Linked DNA regions of Homo sapiens: regions 1 and 3 are each linked to region 2. Evidence: chromatin contacts called from ENCODE Hi-C data. All regions are on one chromosome and are shown on one strand. Each heading gives the region's core, a stretch centred on a gene start or an enhancer-like site at or near the end of the contact. The rest is flanking DNA. Distances are from core to core; before and after follow the strand shown. Region 1 holds the start of OSCP1 (organic solute carrier partner 1). Region 2 holds the start of PSMB2 (proteasome 20S subunit beta 2). Region 3 holds the start of THRAP3 (thyroid hormone receptor associated protein 3).

What was found. Hi-C counts contacts between places; a loop is a spot of excess contacts on that map. Pooled maps may share reads with other maps.
Region 1: a map of ascending aorta shows a loop between it and region 2 (3-fold over the local background). The contact joins the promoter of OSCP1 here to the promoter of PSMB2 in region 2. A Hi-C loop is called at or near these places in 3 of 168 maps with a recorded cell type or tissue (CD4-positive, alpha-beta T cell, CD8-positive, alpha-beta T cell and ascending aorta) and 13 of 50 pooled maps.
Region 3: a pooled map shows a loop between it and region 2 (31-fold over the local background). The contact joins the promoter of THRAP3 here to the promoter of PSMB2 in region 2. A Hi-C loop is called at or near these places in 2 of 37 single-sample maps with no recorded cell type and 8 of 50 pooled maps.

Annotation. Positions count from the first base shown.
Region 1 is chr1:36,447,426-36,452,068 of GRCh38, reverse strand. It overlaps OSCP1 (organic solute carrier partner 1), which reads left to right and starts at 1,618. Exons shown (of 10, transcript NM_145047.5): 1 at 1,618-1,811. The coding sequence starts at 1,700. LOC107984940 (a long non-coding RNA gene) reads right to left here. Exons shown (of 3, transcript XR_001737976.2): 3 at 2,504-2,611. RefSeq lists a silencer at 1,223-1,492.
Region 2 is chr1:35,640,158-35,644,573 of GRCh38, reverse strand. It overlaps PSMB2 (proteasome 20S subunit beta 2), which reads left to right and starts at 3,048. Exons shown (of 6, transcript NM_002794.5): 1 at 3,048-3,232. The coding sequence starts at 3,142. RefSeq lists enhancers at 2,143-3,107, 2,860-3,319, 3,108-4,073.
Region 3 is chr1:36,221,786-36,225,852 of GRCh38, reverse strand. It overlaps THRAP3 (thyroid hormone receptor associated protein 3), which reads right to left and starts at 1,410. Exons shown (of 12, transcript NM_005119.4): 1 at 1,348-1,410. RefSeq lists enhancers at 964-1,492, 1,324-1,533, 1,493-2,020, 1,934-2,233, 2,444-2,613 and a silencer at 1,664-1,783.

The DNA of each region.
Region 1 (4,643 bases), core at 369-2,868, 810 kb before region 2:
CGAGACCAGCCTGGCCAACATGGTGAAACCCCATCTCTACTAAAAATACAAAATTAGCCGGGCATGGTGCCCTGGTCCATGCCTGTAATCCCAGCTTACTCAGGAGGCTGAGGCAGAAGAATCGCTTGAAACCAGGAGGCGGAGGTTGCAGTAAGCCGAGATCGTGCCATTGCACACCAGCCTGCGCGACAAGAGTGAAACTCCATCTCAAAAAAAAAAAAGTGATGTCTTCTGACATTTAGCTTAGCAGCCAGTGCAAGGTAGAAGAGAGAAAAGAACAGTGATACAGAGGAACATAGCAATGCAGACAGAAAAACAAATGAAGGGATGAATGTAAGAAAGGTGTTGGAGGAAAAAGCATAATATGATGACTGATAAAAGACCCTGGGAAACAGATTTGGAAGCCAAGGCCCAAGTTTCAAGTTTGAGTAGCTGGAGGGAAAGATAATTAGTAGGTTTTGGAAGTACTGAAATTTACAGAAATGGTTGTTCATCAGAGTAAAAATATACAGCAGATGGCAAAAAGTAATCCTGGAGCTTAAGATGGAGGTAAGGAAGGGAGTCGCTGCCCTCAAAGAGAAATGGTTGGGGCCGGGCGTGATAGCTCACGCCTGTAATCTCAGCACTTTGGGAGGCCCAGGCGGGCAGATCACCTGAGGTCAGGAGTTCCAGACCAGCCTGGCCAACATGGTGAAACCCCGTCTCTACTAAAAATACAAAAATTAGCCGGGCATGGTGGCGGGCGCCTGTAATCCCAGCTACTCGGGAGGCTGAGGCAGGAGAATCGCTTGAACCCTGAAGGCGGAAGTTGCAATGAGCCGAGATGGCGCCACTGCACTCCAGCCTGAGCGACAAGGGCAAAATCCGTCTCAAAAAAAAAAAAAAAAGAAAAAAGAAATGGTTGGGAGGCCTTCGGAACAGCGTCGAGGAGGGAACTTCCCAGAGCCCCCAGGCGCATCCTCTGGGAACTGGACACACGGGGACGGACGGGACTGGTTTGCTTCATGGAGTATGAAACCAGGAGGGGCTTCACTTCAAGTAAACTTTTGGGAGGCGATGCAAACGACTCAGGACTTCTGATCCTTCCCTCGTCTAAAAGAAAAGTCAGTTACCATTTTTATTGAGTGCTTTCGGGGCCTTTCCATGATCTGACTGATTCCTCTCAGCCGCCCTGTGATGTGAGTGCCAGCTCCATGTTACGTAAGAGGAAGCCAAGGCTCAAACCCTGCCCGAAGTCACACAGCAAGAAATCACGAGCCGTGATTCCAACCCAGGTCCGTCTGACCCGAGCCTGCTCTAATGCCGTTCTGCCTGGGCTTTCCTCTGTTATAGGAACCTGAGGCCCCGCGCCAGCGGCCGGGGTCCCAAGCGCCGGGCTGGCTGTGTCGAGACCACCCCCAGCCCTGGCCCGGCCCTCGCCCTTTCGAGGGAAACCTACTCTCAGAAGCACAGCTCCCCAGCCGCGCCCAACGCCGCGCCGGCCTCTGGCTCGGACCAATCCCCCCGGGACGGTCCACCACCCAGACCAATTAGCTCCCGTCTTCAGGGCACCTCCCACCAAACCGCCTTCTGATTGGCTCGCTCTTCCCGTCACGGCGTTGCCCCAGCAACCGGACTATTGGGACGCTGCGGCCTGGCCTTCAGGCCACTGGCTACCGAACCCCGGGGCTCTTCACCAGTCCAGCTCGTTTCCAGCACCATGTCGGTGCGGACGCTACCGCTGCTCTTCTTGAACTTGGGCGGGGAGATGCTTTACATCCTCGACCAACGGCTGCGGGCCCAGAACATCCCGGGAGACAAGGCCCGCAAAGGTGAGAGGCCCCCGGCCCGCTCAGCCAGACCCGCAGCCAGCAGCCCGGCCCTCTCATCATCGCCCTAACACCCACAGCCAGACCCGCACCCCTACACACTTCACTCTTATAACCAGGGACCTTTCTTACAAGCCACATCCATTTGGAGCCCCTCGGGAGTCAAATCCCCCCAAAAGCTTTTTTCACAGCAGAGGAACTTAATACTCCCAGTGGACACTAGGGTGCCTGACCTCCCTAATTTCCCCATCTCTTCAAATGGGAGAGGTGATTTCCCAGTCTCTCTTGTCAATCAGTGCCTTCCAAATGTAGGAGTCCCAGCTGCCCACCATCTAGTATCATACCCCTTGCTAGTCCAAGCATCCTCTTTACCCCCAAGGAACAGGTTCTGATTTTTTTTTTTTTTTTTTTTTTTTTTTTTTTTTGAGACAGGGTCTCGCTCTGTCGCCCAGGCTGGAGTGTGTGGCACGATCTCGGCTCACTGCAACCTCTGCCTCCTGGGTTCCAGCGATTCTCGTGCCTCAGCCTCCCAAGTAGCTGGGATTACAGGCATGCACCACCACACCCAGCTAATTTTTGTATTTTTAGTAGAGATGGGGTTTCACCATGTTTCCCAGGCTGGTCTTCAATTCCTGGACTCAAACGATCTGCCCCCCTCGGCCTCCCAAAGTGCTGGGATTATAGGCGTGAGCCACCGCGTCCAGCCCAGGTTCAGATTCTTAATTTCTTTATGGTAGTATCTTCCCACATAAGCTGGAGATTGGTCTTACTCATCTCAGAAGTATTTCTAGAAATTTGGTGTTCTAAAATAATATAGATAAATATGAAAAAAATAAGAAAGTTATAAATCTCCTCACAAGTGTTGGAGGGGAATACAATTGTGAAAATAATTATATGAGAGCTTCGAAAATGCAAAATCTGCCTCCCATGGACACCACACTAATCCCCAGAAAAATGACGACTCAGAACACTCTGCCACTCTGTTCCTTTTCCTCTTTTCCTCCCTTCTCGGCAAACAACTTGCTTATACCAAATTTCCTAGGATTAAGTATGAAGGAAATATTATATTTCAAAGTGGAGGAGGAAAAGTTGAAAAGGCAATTGACATGGCCGCCAATTAAAACATTCTCTCCATTAATCTTTGTATGCTCAATTGATGTTCAACATACATATTCAGATGCTAAGCATACATATTCAGATATTAACTATTGTGTGTGTGTGACTGAGTGCAAGTCCATGCATAAAGAGCTAAAAATAACTCCCTATAACATACCCCCTCCATTCATTCTGCACATTGCCGCCAATGAGCTTTCTAAAATGTGTATCTGTCCAAACTTGCCCCTGCCTAAAACCCTTTGTCAGCTTTCCACTGCCATCTGGGTTAAGACCAAGTCCTTGCACAGGCCATTTCAGGGCCCTTCCTTATCTGATCTCTGTCTTCCTCTGCAGTCCCTTCTTCCACCACTGCCTGCCTCCTGTTTCCCAATAATACCAAACTGCTCATAGATCTCCGCTTAAACCATGTTTGTTCGTATTTCTGTGCTAGTAATTCCCATCCCTACATTCTTCCCCTTCAATCCTGCATTATTCGGCTTAAGAATCATCTCCTTCAGGAATCCTCCCCATATGCAGAAAGGGCCTGTGCATGCTCTCATAGCAGCCTGTGCTCCCATAGCACCCCATGCCTGCTCCTCAGTACCTTACCACTGGCCATGCTATACTGAAATGATCTGTGTATATGTCTATCTCCCGCTTGATTGTCTTATTCATCTTTGTACTCCAGCACCTACCATAATTCCTAGACCAGAATAAATTAGTGATCACAAAATGTTTTTTGAACTGATTATCTAAATTGGCAGTTTTATATAGCATTGTCATTTTTCCTTTGAGAGGGTTCTGTTTTCCTTGGTGCCTGTGTGATCTGATTTCATTCAGGCTAGTGGCACCAATGAGGTGACATGCTGGAGTCCTCAGACTGGTAGGTAGTCTGCATCTTGGAAGATAGTGTAAATTAGCAATTAAGAACATACTCTCTAGAGTCTTACAGACCTGGATCCCAATTCCAGCTTTACCATTTAACTAATTGCATGCCCTTTGGGTGTAACCTCTATAAACCTGTTTCTCCATAAAATGGTAATAATACATATATGTTAAAGCAAAGTTGTAAGGATTGAATGAAATAATGTATTTAATATGTTTAACACAATGAGTAATAGGTATCTTTCAAGAGGAGGTCTGGACAAGGCCCTTGGAATACTAGAGGACAGCTTTACCTTTAGGAGTTATAGCCTTTTTTCTGCTTTTGCTAAATATGGTTTTGGGAGTTTCGGCCATCTTTAGTAATTTACATTCGCACACTCATTCATTCCACAGATTTTGACTGAGTGTCAAACACTATGTGAGATACTATATGGAGCCTGATGCAGCCCTTCTGGACATTCACTGGAGGTAGGGCTATTGATCAGTCCACTCCAGTAACTGATTCTAGTGACAGCAATCAACAATAAAACAATGAAAAATCAAGCACTTACTTTGTACCAAGGGCTCCTCTTAAACACCTTAATCCTCCCAACTATTGTAACACATAGGTAATATTACTATCCCCATTTTACAGATGGAGAAACTAAGACTAATTTGCCCAGAGTTACATGGCTGGTAGGAGGAAAAGTAAAGGATTTGAGCCCAAGGCATCAGGCTCCAAAGTTCATACTCAGCCAATGTCCCCTTACTATAACCAATGTCCCCTCATATAACCAATGTCCTCATACTCAGCCAATGTCCCCTTACTATAACCACTTAGTCCCCTTACTATAACCACTATACTCTGCTGCCATA
Region 2 (4,416 bases), core at 1,799-4,298:
TATGTACTTTTTGCAATTAAAAAAACACACAAACACACACAATGAGGATGAGAGAGAGAGAGAGAGAGACCTCCCCCCTCCAAGTGGTATTTAAGAAAACAATCTTTCTAGAGTGATGGATGCAGCTGTGTTCATAGTGGATGGTTGACTTAATGACCTCACTTGCCCCTGGCATCCATCCCATGATTGATAGGCTGCCTCAAACTCCTCAGGCTCTGTGTTCCTTTATGTGCAGGGAGCTGGAAGAAACATTCAGAATAAAGTATTACAATTTCTGCAGAGACAAACGAATTGCATAGTTGTGTTTGGAGATACAACTGCAACTCGTTTCCCATTTCTCAATAAGCTAGTATGAAGACTCAGTTGTGGATGTCAGAAACCCAATCAAGAAATATTTCACCTTTTTTTCAGAATTGCTTCAAGATATAAAGGGATGGCTGTTTTTTTTTCTATTAGAAAAAATACAAATAGTACATGAGCACTGTAAAACATTCAAACAATACCCATGTGTATAAAATAAAAAGTGAAAGTTCTCCCTTCAAATTACACTCACCAGGGTAATAAATGCAAATAATTTGACACTAGAATACCTGTAAACAGGTATTTACAGGTATTCCATTCATATTCAAATATTCATAGTTAAACAAAATGGCATCAGGCTACATATAAAAAAGCATTTTTACTTTCACTTAATGTATCTTGGGCCATGGAATATATAGGTATATTTAGATTCATCTCATTCTTTTTATGGGTGCACAATATTCCACTATGACTGTACTACATTTTTTTTTTTTTTGAGACAGAGTTTTGCCCTTGTTGCCCAGGCTGGAGTGCAGTGGCACGATCTCAGCTCACTGTAACCTCTGTCTCCCAGGTTCAAGCGATTCTCCTGCCTCAACCTCTTGAAGTGGCTGGGATTACAGGCGCCTGCCACCTCGCCCGGCTAATTTTTTGTATTTAGTAGAGACCGGGTTTCACCATGTTGGTCAGGCTGGTCTCGAACTCCTCACCTCACGTGATCCACCTACCTTGGCCTTCCAAAGTGATGGGATTACAGGCATGAGCCACCACACCCGGCCCAACAATGTCTCCACTTTTAGACACGTAAGTTGGTCCTCTTTTGTGTTGTAGTGCTGCAACACTAAATATCTCTCTCTCTTTTTTTTTTTTTTTTGAGAGAGAGTCTTGCTCTGTTGCCCAGGCTGGAGTGTAATGGTGTGATCTTGGCTCACTGCAACCTCTGCCTCCCGGGTTCAAGCGATTCTCTTGCCTTGGCCTCCCCAGTAGCTGGGATTACAGGTGCCGCACCACCACGCCCAGCTAATTTTGGTATTTTTAGTAGAGACGGGGTTTCATCATGTTGGCCAGGCTGGTCTCGAACTCCTGAACTCGTGATCCGCTCGTCTTGGCCTCCCAAAGTGCTAGGATTACTGGCGTGAGCCACTGCCCCTGGCAACACTGAGTATCTCGGTACACAAATATTTGGACTGTGTGTCCAAACATTTCTTTTGGACATATTCAAAAGGTTATGCATATTTAACAGATATTAAAATTGTTCTCTATAAAAAGGTTGTACAACTTAGAACCTTACCCCCAATTTATACTTTCTCATTGTTTCTTATTTCCCATTTTCCTAATTACCATCAAGGTTGAGGATCTTTTCATGTTTATTGGCCATTCGTGTTGCTTCTTTTGTGAATTGTTTTTCTTAGTCTTTGGTCTTTTTTTATTTTTTATTTTTTTTTTTGAGATGGAGTCTCTCTGTTGCACAGGCTGGAGTGGAGGGGCGCTATCTCGGCTCACTGCAATCTCCGCCTCCTAGGTTCAAGCAATTCTCCTGCTTCAGCCTCCGGAGTAGTACAGGCGCCTGCCACCACGCCCAACTAATTTTTTGTATTTTTAGTAGGGACGGGGTTTCACCATATTGGCCAGGCTGTTCTCGAACTCCCGACCTCTTGATCCGCCCCCGTGCCCTGCCGGGTCTTTTAAAAATGGTATTGTCTCACCCGGCTCCCCTCCCATTGGTTTGTAGGAATATCTTTTAAGTTATAGATATTAACTTTTTCCTTTCTTCTGTCTATAAGGTCCAAAATAGTAACTATTTCTACAATTGAAACATTCCCAATTTACATTTACTGTTGAGCATGATAATGACTTTCACCACATAGAGACGTGTAATTTTAGGTAGTCAAATCTGTCAAGTCTTTTCTCATATTGCTTCTGGGTTCCCTGTCAAGCTTAGAAACACATCTCTTCCAAAAATTACAGAAATATTTTTCTACTTTTTCTTCCATGTTTGTATCTCTCTCCCTCTCTTTTTTTTTTTTTTTTTTTTTTTTTTTTTTTTTTTTTTTTTTTTGAGACGGAGTTTCGCTTTTGTTGCCCAGGCTGGAGTGCTCACCGCAACCTCCGCCTCCAGGGATCAAGCGATTCTCTGTCTCAGCCTCCAGAGTAGCTGGGATTACAGGCATGCGCCACCACGCCCAGCTAATTTTGTATTTTTAGTAGAGACGGGGTTTCTCCATATTGGTCAGGCTGGTCTCGAACTCCCAAGCTCAGGTGATCCGCCTGCCTTGGCCTCCCAAAGTGCTGGGATTACAGGCGTGAGCCACTGCGCCCGGCCATGCTTATATCTTTAATCCAACCATATACTATTTTTGTGAAGGATGGAAGTAAGGCTCCCCTCAAGTTAATTTTTCTCCAATCTGGCTTGCAGGAAAGGGGTTTCTGGGGAGATTTTACCGAGCAACGTAGGGAAACGGCTGCCTGGCTACCTACCCCTTTTTGACACCCACACGTGCTCGGCACCTTACATACACTGCGTGATTTTATCCTAAAGCCACTTTTAAAATCTTAGTGTGTAAACAGAGAAACTGGGCGTCACATAAGGCAAGTGACCTGCACAGCCTGCTCCGGAGGAGACCCGTACGATCCCAGAGACAAGCACTGAACATAAGGCACCCGGCGCCGCGCCCGCTTTGCAACCTCTCGCGACAGTTGTACGTCATCCGAGAGCGCCGTGGAAGTCGTGCTGCAGGCGTCGCGCCAATCTTCGCTCTGAGGTGCTGTCTCACCGGTGAGACCTGGAAGCGGGCGAGTCTCGTGCTGTGTCGGACCTGCAGCCCCTGGCCTTCCGCCACCATGGAGTACCTCATCGGTATCCAAGGCCCCGACTATGTTCTTGTCGCCTCCGACCGGGTGGCCGCCAGCAATATTGTCCAGATGAAGGACGGTGAGAGGAAGCAGGGGAGGCCCGGCCAGGCCTGGGGTGTAGGAGCGGCCAGAAGGAGTTTGTCGGGGGTTGAATAAGTACCAGGGAGGATCTGAGAGATGGAAGCCGGCCTGCCCTGCCCGTACTTATTTTATTTATTTATTTATTTTTTCGAGAGGGGTTTCGCTCTTGTTGTCCAGGCCGGAGTGCAATGGCGCGATCTCGGCTTAGCACAGTCTTTGTCTCCCGGGTTCAAGCGATTCTCGTGCCTCAGCCTCCCGAGTAGCTGGGAACAGATATGCGCCACCACGCCTGGCTAATTTTTGTATTATTAGTAGAGATGTGGATTTCTCCATATTGGTCAGGCTGGTCTCGAACTCCCGACCTCAGGAGATCCGCCCGTCTCGGCCTTCCAAAGTGCTGGGATTACAGGCGAAACAGGCAGACAGGTCTGGGACCTTGGCATTTGCTCCTCCAGGGCTCCTGGGTCAGTGCTCTGCTCTGGCCTTCGCTAAATGCTTCTTGCTTGGTGAGAGTTGCCTAAAGGGAATCAGTTTATAAATGTTTAAGCGCCTGCCCAGAGCCTGGCTCTCTAGATCCCCGAATCTCTGATAAGTTTCCTGGTGTCGCTAGTAATGAGGTTAGTTTGTTGGCGGCATAAGGTGGGATCCTGAGGAGAGTGAGACTGTGGGACTGGCTCTCTAGATCCCCGAATCTCTGATAAGTTTCCTGGTGTCGCTAGTAATGAGGTTAGTTTGTTGGCGGCATAAGGTGGGATCCTGGGGAGAGTGAGACTGTGGGACCAGAAGCTTGGCATTTTCCTTCTTCCCGTGGCTCCCGATTCTTCTTTTCCAGTTTTCCAGAGCAATGGCTGCCAGGTTTTCCTTATATTTAAGTAGTTAATGGAGTTAAGAGATTGGAGCCCTGTCATTTATTTGCCTTATGAGTTTGTATAAGTTATTTTGCAGTGCCCAGATTTCCTCATCTTTAAGATTAGCAATACCAAACTCACAAACTTGTCGGGAGGATTTAGTAAATGAGTTATGTGCAAATCCTTAGCACTAGGCAGGTACTTAATAATACTAAGTGTACGTAGGTGCCCAAACATATTTGTCAAATGACCATTAAGTCATCTGAACCAAAGCTTAATACTTTTTCAACAGTAGCACGTCTTTGATCAGTTAAGGAAAACAAACTTAGATTCT
Region 3 (4,067 bases), core at 161-2,660, 580 kb before region 2:
GCTGCAGTAAAACTTATCATTAACGTATGAACATTGGCTCACAAAATACATCTCCCGGCAAAGAACAAACTGAGCCCGATTTGCTCCACAAGTTGTTCATGGCAGGAGCCGGTTTTGGCTATTTAACAAGCTTCTAAATCATAATACACACGTCAGACTGTCTAGAATTACAGAACAGACTACAACAGTACTTCCACAAACGAAAAAAGTCAGGGTCATCTGAAACAGAAGAAAAATAACGGTGTGATACACGCCTCATCTCTCTCGGCGCACACTCTAAAAAAAAAACCTATAAATGATGATATTACTTTTTAACAGTGGCTAAGTGATTTTTATTTTATCTCATTTAGTCTCCACAATAACCCTGTAAAGGGGTCACTGTTACTTACTGCTGTTTTAGTGATAAGAAAACTGAGGCAGCTGGAGATGAAGACTCTTGACCTAAGATCAAAAGATAGCAGGGCCAAGATTTAAACCCAAGCCAACTGGTTCAGGATACTTCTGTTATGCTCCCAACAGAAGCTTCACTGCCTCTCTCTTGCCAGGTCCTTCTATACTCTCAGAGGCTTTCCCTTCACCCCAAGTAACAAATTCCCCATAAACACTGTACTGCCACTGATGGCTTCCAACTTCTGTGCACCATTGCTGCTCCCCAGCTTCTGCTGCCATGCTCCACCCCTAAGATTTGTAAAGTCAAAGACAACAGTTGATAAAAGTTGCTTAGGTGCTAAGAGAAGCAAAATAATTCACCTCATATAAGCAGAACTCACGCCGATTGCCACTGGAATGCAAGCCGGCCTCAGCTCCAGCCCAAGAAAAAAGTGAGAACTCTAATATTCCCGTAGGAGACAAATTTGGACTATCCCGTTTTTGGCCACCAGGCTGGAAAGAACGGAAGCGGTACTAACATTTACTGAGTGGCAGCCACATGCGCCCTAGGAGAAGACCGAACCAGGCCAATGGGGACTGGGTGGGGGGAAGGGCACTCGGGAGTTCCGGGAAAAGAAATCCAAATAACGGGGTTCATACGACCAAAACGGGAGGAGTAGGGAGTGGCCGCCCCCAGGCCGACTGCAAGATAAAGCGGCGTAGGAGCTGCTCTGCAGAGAAGGCGACCAAGAGCCTTGGGAGCTAGGCCGGGGCCAGGGGAAGACCTAAAGGGCGGGGAAGGGGAGGAGCCGGAGGGAACGGAGCCCGCTCAGAAGAGGCCAGGGTGTAAGCTGGGGGGAGCGACTCCACGCCAGGCCTTCCCCGAGCCCCTGACCAGCAGCTGGGGAAAAAAGATAAGAGACGAAACCACTAGAGCCGGTTAAGCTGCCCTAACTTCCATCAGAGGCGCTCACTCACCTGGGCCTACCACAGAGATCGCAGCTGCAGCTCGCAACGGAACAACCAGCCCGAACCTCGCCCCCGCCCCACAGCGCGCCCAGCGTCTCCGCTCTCCGACGACGGCGACGGCGTAGACCCGCTGCCTCCTGGGAAATGTAGTCCTACGCCCTCCTCTCCTGGCCGACTTGGCTGCCATCAGAACTACGTTTCCCAAAAGACAAGGCGAGCGTTGGGCCCGCCGCTTTGCGTCACGCGCTCGGTTGTCGGCGGTCACGTGGGTTGCTCGGGGCCGTCCCCTCCCCCCGCCTGGGTGGCCTGGAGATGGAGGAGGGCGGTGGACGGAAGGGGCGGGGGCGTTGCTGACGCCACTGCCCCCACCATTTTGGAACCAGCCTGGAGGGAGAGTCTGAGCCCCACCCACTCCGGGCCAGCTTGCCTTGTTGAAAAGCTTCCGAGTTGGAAGTCGAGTCTCCCTGTTTTTGGTCTCTGCTGCGCTCCCTTCCGCTTTGTGACCTTGAGCAAATTCATCCCTCCTCTCTAAACTTGTTTCCTCCCCTGTGAAATGAGACTTGTAATTTCTACCCCACAGCGATGTTGCCAGGCTCCGACAAAGTAAGGCACAGGAAAGCCTCAAGCACCCTGAAAGCGCAACGCAAATGGAGGGGTTGGTTTGGTTTCGTTTTTTTAATTTTAATTGTGTGACCTCATTCGGAGACCCAGAAACCGCCTCTCCCCAGCCTGCCTTCTGTAACTATGATTTTCTGACTGTCGTCCTGGGAAGTTTGTTAAAATGGGTGCTACTGGGGTATTGAACCAAAAGTTTACCGGGGAGTGTCTCCCTGCAGTCTACATTTTAAACCGATCTCTCGGGTGATTCTTACCCACCTACAAATTTGAGAATCTCTGCGTTTATCAGTTTTGCACAGGCTGGTTTCCTCCGGAATTTCTGCTCTAGTGTCTCTGAACATTTAAGACCCATCTCATAGGTCATCTGTGATGCTTTCAAAGTTGACTAGCTCCTCCCTATGCCTGTGTTCCCACAGTAAGTTTGCATCTTACTCTGTAAGTATCGGGGCCTTCCCCGACAAGACTGTGAGCTCTTTGAGAGCCGAGATCAGTTTTGATGGATTTCTGCACCTCCAGAGAAAAGTAGACACAGTACACATCAATTAATAAAGAAATCTAATGCTCTTCCTAAGAGAAAAGCTGCAAGGCTCAACTCAAGTAGCAGACCACGCCACATCAGCCCTTGCCCTTAGTGGCTTCGGCAGCATTCCTTGCACACGGCTTACTCTTTCTTCCTTCTTTGAGCACTTCTTGTGGTCGACGTACTGCGCAGTGCTTCTTAAAACGTTCTAATTTAATTGATTTTATTTTTATTTATTTATTTATTTATTTATTGAGATTCTCCCTATGTCGCCCAGGCTGGAGGGCAGTGGTGCGATTTTGGGTCACTGCAACATCTGCCTCCCAGGTTCAAGCGATTCTCCTGCCTAAGCCTCCTGAGTAGCTGATTTTACGGGCATATGCCACCACCCGGCTAATTTTTCTACTTTTTGTGGAGACGGGGTTTCGCCACGTTGGCCAAGCTGGTATCAGACTCCTGACCTCAAGTGATCCACCTGCCTCGGCCTTCCAAAGTGCTGGGATTACAGGCGTGAGCCACGGGGCTGAACCAATGTAATTTTAAATTCAAAGATTTTCTGGGTGTCTACTGTATACAATGCCCAGTGTAAAATACTGGGAACACGGTAGTAAACTAGATGGATACCAAAATACATAATTTTGGCTCCCCTTTTAAGAAATACAGGCATAGGCCGGGCGCGGTGGCTCACGCCGGTAATCCCAACGCTTTGGGAGAACCGAGGCGGGCAGCTCACCTGAGGTCAGGAGTTCGTGATCAGCCCAGCCAACATGGCGAAACCCGTTCTCTACTAAAAATACTACAGATTAGCCGGGCGTGGTGGTGGGCACCTGTAATCCCAGCTACTCAGGAGGCTGAGACAGGAGAATCGCTTGAACCCAGGAGGTGGAGGTTGCAGTGAGCCGAGATCATGCCACTGCACTCCAGCCTGGGCGACAGAGCAAGACTCCGTCTCAAAAAAAAAGAAAAGAAAAAAAGAAATACAGGCATATCTCAAATATTGCAGGTTCAGTTCCAGAACACCACAATAAAGCAAAGATTGCAGTAAGGTTAGTCCAAGTTTCCCAGTGCATATTAAAGTTATATAGTATGTTTACATCATACTGTAGTCTATTGTGTGCACTAGTGTTATGACCTAAAATATATATACTTTAATAAAGAATATTACTTAAAAATGCTGTCAGCCTGGCGTGGTGGCTCACACCTGTAATCCCAACACTGGGAGGCCAAGGCGGGTGGATAACCTGAGGTCAGAAGTTTGAGACCAAGGCCAGGCGCAGTGGCTCACGCCTGTAATCCCTGCACTTGGGGAGGGCGAGGCTGGTGAATCACCTGAGGTCAGGAGTTCAAGACCAGCCTGGCCAACATGATGAAACCCTGGTCTCTACTAAAAATACAAAAAATTAGCTGGGCATGCTGGCGGGCACCTGTAATCCCAGCTATTCAGAAAGCTGAGGCAGGAGAATCGCTTGAACCCAGAAGGCAGAGGTTGCGGTGAGCCGAGATCGTGCCACTGCACTCCAGCCTGAGTAACAAGAGCAAAACTCCGTCTCAAAAAAAAAAAAAAAAAGTTCAAGACCAGCCTGACCAACAC